2 separate regions of the Homo sapiens genome follow, and region 2 is linked to region 1. A link is a loop called in an ENCODE intact Hi-C map of the cell type or tissue named here. Cell type or tissue: endothelial cell of umbilical vein. All regions are shown on one strand. Each heading gives the region's core, and the rest is flanking DNA. Links, peaks and the distances in the headings are about the cores only.

The links. Peaks named below come from ENCODE experiments on the same cell type or tissue, not always from the same donor. Only the 100,000 strongest peaks of a DNase experiment are listed, where the experiment ranks them.
Region 2: a loop joins it to region 1, with 5 times the contacts of the local background. A loop is called at or near these places in 1 of 110 quality-filtered maps.

What each region holds. Positions count from the first base shown.
Region 1 is chr14:78,920,372-78,923,298 of GRCh38, reverse strand. All of the region lies in intron 10 of NRXN3 (neurexin 3), which reads right to left. Among named protein-coding and RNA genes, the nearest start is that of NRXN3-AS1, 150 kb to the left of the region's middle. In endothelial cell of umbilical vein, for the core only: no CTCF peak of the experiment used is centred there; a DNase peak (open chromatin) is centred at 1,238; H3K27ac peaks cover 2,500 bases.
Region 2 is chr14:79,043,762-79,046,688 of GRCh38, reverse strand. The region is part of intron 15 of NRXN3 (neurexin 3); the gene reads right to left. Among named protein-coding and RNA genes, the nearest start is that of NRXN3-AS1, 30 kb to the left of the region's middle. In endothelial cell of umbilical vein, for the core only: no CTCF peak of the experiment used is centred there; a DNase peak (open chromatin) is centred at 1,338; H3K27ac peaks cover 1,209 bases.

The DNA of each region.
Region 1 (2,927 bases), core at 107-2,606:
GTAAAAATGTATTCTCTCTCTCTTTTTCTTTCTGTAGCTAGCCTGAGGGCAAAGAGATGTACAACAAAAAGTGTTGGCAGGATATTCAATGTATTTCACTGAGTCAAGCAATAGGGTGTGCTCAACCATGAGAAGGTGCTTGTGGGCTCGAGGCAGCACTCAAGGCCAAAGGCTATTCCTTTGAAGAGATCCTCAGAGAAAGAGGGGTCCAGAAAAACCTGACCGCCTGTCCCTAGAAAGTCACATACTACATAGGCAGCAATCATCACATCAACAGTAAATGAAGCAGACTGGAATAAGACTGAGACACCTTTCCCCCAAGGCGAAGGCACCACTTAGTGGAAACCCACGGGAAAAAATGCTGCTGTGACAATGTCTGCAAAACTTCCATTCACATGAAAGACGCTAAAGAACACTATTATTATTTTTTTAATTTTATTTTGGGGTCTGGGATACATGTACAGGACATGCAGGTTTGTTACATAGGTAAACATGTGCCATGGTGATGTGCTGCACCTATCAACCCATCACCTAGGTATTAAGCCCCACATGCATTAGCTATTTATCCTGATGCTCTCCCTCCCCCTGCTCCCCTCCACCTACAGGCCCCAGTGTATGTGATGTTCCCCTCCCTGTGTCCATGTGTTCTCATTGTTCAGCTCCCATTTATGAGTGAGAACATGTGGCGTTTGGTTTTCTGTTCCTGAAGAACACTATTATTTACTGGAGAAGTCAGCTGAATAATAATATAGCATATTCAAAGTCCCTTATACCATCTGCATCTAAATTGGACGAAGGCCCATACACAGCGTAAACTTGATCTGACAAACAGCCATATTCAACATACTCTGATACACATTTTTTTCTGTTTTGTGACCTTACCCTCAAAATAGAAAAGATATTTTAGAAACTATAACAATAATTCAAAAAGTTCTCAAAGAAAGATAAGAACTATATTCTATACCTAATTATATTCTGGGAAGTTCAAAATGTTTGAACCACAGACTGGAGCATCTTGTTTTATTCACAAGCTCGGTCCAGTTGGACTGAATCTCATTATGACTGTTAATGTTTTAATAGAGGAAAGTGTTCACTCTAAAGGTATAGAATATCCATATAGGACGATAAAATATTCTTGAAGCATTCTGCCTTATTTGGAGAAAAGAAAACCTCAGCATTCTTACATGCTGTAGTCATATGGAAAGGAAGTGATTTGTAAGTTGATAGCGAAATCACCAGGGTTACAACTTCAGCAGCAATAAATAACTTCCTACTTAGAGATGTGGAGAAGTCAAGGAGGATGAGATAAACCAGAACAAAAGGAATATGATGTGAACATTTCTGACAAATATGTTTCCTCAAGGATTATTTTAGGGAAGTGGTTTTTTAAGGAAATGTTAAGATTTCTGCAAGAAACTCATACTACAAATCTCCTAAATGCAAAATTCAAAGAACAAAGTAAGCAATATCAAATAGTCCCATATACAACTAGTATAAACTTAATAATTCATTGATTTATATGTTTGTCTAGGAATTTAAAATTTCATGTATCCATTAATCCATGTGGGCATCATTTTATGCATGTATTTTTGTCCATGAGCTGTATAACCTAGATGACAATCTAACATAGAATTTCAAGGCATCTTCTCTGACTAATCTTTCCTGGTTCCTCCACCTAGCACCCTATCCTGTGCTTTGATAAGAATAATGTGCCAATCTTTGACCATCACCATGTCAAAAAGATGAGACTTAAAGTGATTTAGGTGATTAGAAATTCAGTGTTGACTTCTCCATTTTTCCCGTCCATTCCACACCCAGCACCTCCTTCCTCCTCCCAGTTTACTAATTGATGTTATTCATATATGGAGGTAAGTGTTTCTGTGAATCAAGTTCATGTTTTATTTATCTTTGTTTCAGTTTTACTAACTTCTCTAGACTGATCTTCATTTCAATGAGTTTGCCTAACTTGAAGTTTCATGAGGACAAGGACTGTGTCTGCTCCATTAACCACTGTATCCCCCGTGCCTTGCACCAAGCTCAGCATATGGCTGTGTGTAGTGTAACAACAACAAAAAAATCTTTCTCCCAGCTTCCTGGCACAAAGCTCCTAAAATCTTCTGAAGGAATAGTCTTCTATTTAAGATCCCTAATGAAATAACTCATGGGGGAGAAAAGGGTAGCTTTTTGCTTTAGGATGAGGACTGATTACATTAAAAACTACTGGATTAGAGGAACAGAACTGAAGGTCCCCGTCCCTGACATCTGGGTTGGAGAGAAGGGCTGGAGATTGAGTTCAATCACCAATGGGCAATGTATAATCAATCATGTCTACCTTAATGAATCCTGGACACAAAACTCTAAAAGATGGGGTTTGAGGATCTTCCAGATTGGTGAACATATCATCATGCTGGCAGGGCAGTGTGCCAGGAGAGGGCATCTATGCTCTGGGTCCTCTTCCTCATGTTTTGTCCAATACATCTCTTCAATTTGGCTGTTCCTAAGTTGAATCCTTTATAATAAACCAATAATTGCAAATAAAGAACATGTCGTGGTTCTGTGAGTGGCTCTACTGAATTATGGAAACTGAGGGGTGGAGGGGGTCATGAGAACCCCCAATTTGTGGTCAGCTGCACAAAACTGTGGGTAGCCCGAGCACTCCATGTACAGTGTCTGGTGTCTAGAGTAGCAGAAGTCTTGTGAGACTGAGTCCTTAACCTGGGGGATCTGTGCTAACTCCAGGTAGTATCAGAATTGAATAAAATTGTTGGGCACCCAGTTGGTGTCAGAGAATTGGAGAAGTGGTTGTCAGAAAAGAAATACAGTGTTCAATGCTTTCTGTTGAATAAATCATTGTTTGAATAAGTGATTTAATACAGAAAATCAAAATTTATACTTTTTTCAAGTAAAACTAAAATAAAAATTTCCAG
Region 2 (2,927 bases), core at 192-2,691, 120 kb before region 1:
TAAGTAGCTTGAGCTAGGTCATAGAATCAACAGTGAGTCTGAGAGTCAAGACTGATTGTCTGATGAAAGTCTCATGTTTTTTGCACTACAAGATCCTATGTCCCCTGTGGACATCTGCATGACATATCACTGGAAGAAGCATACAGGGAGGGATTTGACAGAAAAATGAAGCTGATTTAGGTATACTCAGGCCTGTAGCACATTTCATTTAGGCAAAAAATTAGGGGAATATTTCCAGTCCAGGAGCAAGTCTTGAAGACCATAATCTTTAAGCCACAAGCATACTTACTCCTTGCTGATATGAGCTTCTAGACCTTGCTCCAAATCTCATGTCCATGCAAAAATTGTTAGATCCTCTCTGCACCTTGCTTCTTCTACTCATTGTCCTTTCTCAGGGACCATCATAGATCCCAACTGTGTATCTCAAATCTAAAGCATAAGCTGCAGCTACTACTGTCAGATCTAGAAGGAAAGGAAAGGAGAGGAGGGGAGGGGAAAGAGGAGGGGAAGGAAGCTTTCAGAAATGCAAAAGGTGTTATACTGGTGTCATGTTACTCCATTGCTTAAACCTAGATCAGTTGGTGAAAGCAGATTTTTATTATTTATTTATTGTTTTTGGTACCCATTAGATATACATATTTTCAGGGTACCTGGAATAATTTGATACATTCATACAATCACATCAGGGTAATTAGGATATCCATCACCTGAAATATTTATCTTTCCTTTACACCAGGAACATTTATTTGAATTATTATTCTCTTCTAGCTGTTTTGCATCAGCATCACTTGGGAGTTTTTAAAATATGCAAATTCTCAGGCCCCACCTCAGATCAACTAAATTAGAAACTGAACAAGATCACTAGGTGGTCCCGAGGCATTATCAATCACTGGCGAATAATATACACACCAAGCGGCAACTGGAGGAGGCAAATAGTATCCATGAAAAAACGTTATCTTGTTCACCAAATATTTCCTATAGGAGTATCATTCAGGTGGCACCTTCATAATTCTCTGAGCATCAATAAGCTGGAGTGATCTTTGCCATTTCACATGGATCACAGAATAAAAAGGCTGCTTTTATAGATCAGAGAGTGGGTGAGGTCTTCTCATTTGTGAGATGACGCCACAGAGAGAACATCCATGGGAACCCTTTGTTCTAGGTGGTTTAGGGAAAGCCCTGCCTCAGGGCTCTGAGTCACCTGCAGTCTCTGCAGCAGCCTTTGCTAGTCATTATCCTAGGACATGATTCATGCGGCTTGTGGGGATGCAGGCTTATTCTTTACAGTCCCATCAAGCTGTCATACCTCTGGCAAACAGGAAGGTGCAGTGCCTAGGATCAGGATTGGCCTTCTCTGTTTATGGCTTGCTCCCGGTCATAAATTTGGAGCAGAAGGGCAGAGTGATTGCCGATTGTTGAGGAGCTGAATGGGGAGCAGTAGGAGATGAAGAAGGAGGGGTGTGGGTAGCGCCAGAAAAAGCAAACACTGAGCCGGTGCCCCCTCAAGGTCACTTTGCTTTGGCAGGAATCAAACAAATAAACAGAAAACGGGGATTGGGGGAGTAGGATTGTCTCATTTCCTATATTTCTATGCCATTATGGGCATAGGTTTGATAAACTCTGGCCAAGAGAAAGTTGTTTTTGTTTTATATTTTCTTTTAAGAGACGCCATGGTTTTTATGACAAGGCCTAAGCAATGAACCATAAAATCAAAAGACACCATAGGCATTTTCTCATTGGTGCATGGGCTGCAAATCAAGAAAATAATTTGTAGTTCACCTGGCAGTAGTTCTAGAAGGAAAAAACTGGAAGAAAATGCTGAGAATGGTTATAGCAGGAGTGGGAAGAAAAAAAAAAAAAAAACTAGAGGTGCTAATCAGAAAGCCCCGGATTTGGCCAAAGATATAGTATATGGAACCACTGAGCTTATTAGACGATGCAGGTTGTACATATGTGTGGTATATATGTGTGTGTGTGTGTGTGTGTGTGTTCACTTTTGAGTCTATTTTCTGAGATAAAAACCATGGGAAGTATTTGGTAAAGCAGATGTAAACACTGGCTTAATTATAACAAGTCAACTATGTTTTCAAAAGTATTATCATCAACAGTAGTAATTATAGCAAACATTCATTAGGCATTCAACATGGGCCAGCCATTGTGCTATGAGCTTTCACTACTTCAACTCATTTAACCATCATCAAAACCTATGAAAAAGGTACAATCATTATTCTCCCTTGTCTTACACATGAAAAAGGGAGACTTAAGACTGTAAAGGTCTAACTTTTAACTCGGCCCAGGTTTCATAGCTAATTGGTAGCAAACTCAGGGAACTTTAACTCAAAACTCAGGACACCTTAACTCAAACTCAGGGAACTCTGGCTCAAAAAATATGTGCATATAACTACTGCCTCCCTCAACTTTCTATTTTACATTTGGGGACAATCGGTCACTAAAAGATTAAAATGCAACGTGTTTTCTCAAAAAGAATCAGAGATAGATGTTGAAAGTCTACCTCAAAAGAAGGCCTTATCTTACTGAGCGTAATTAGGTGGAAGACAAAAAGTCAGTGGTCTTATTTCAAAGAGTACAAACTCCATCACTGGCTTTTAGCCAGTGGGATTTTGCCCTACAGAAGACATGTGGAAATGTCTGGAGACATTTTTGTTTGTTACCATGGGAGAAAGGTGCTACTAATATCTAGTGGGTCATCCTCAGATGCTGCAAAGCATCCTTCAGTGCACAGGTAGTTTCCCCACATCAAAAAAGAATCCAGTCCAAAATGTCAAAACTGCCAAGCTTGAGAATCCTGATCTGAGGTAGCCACACTATATTCAGGAAAGGATCTTCACATGGTAGCTTTGAATTTCTCTCAGCGATGTCTCTCTCAAACATACCCTGTTATGCAATCAGAGACAAAAACGGCCTTT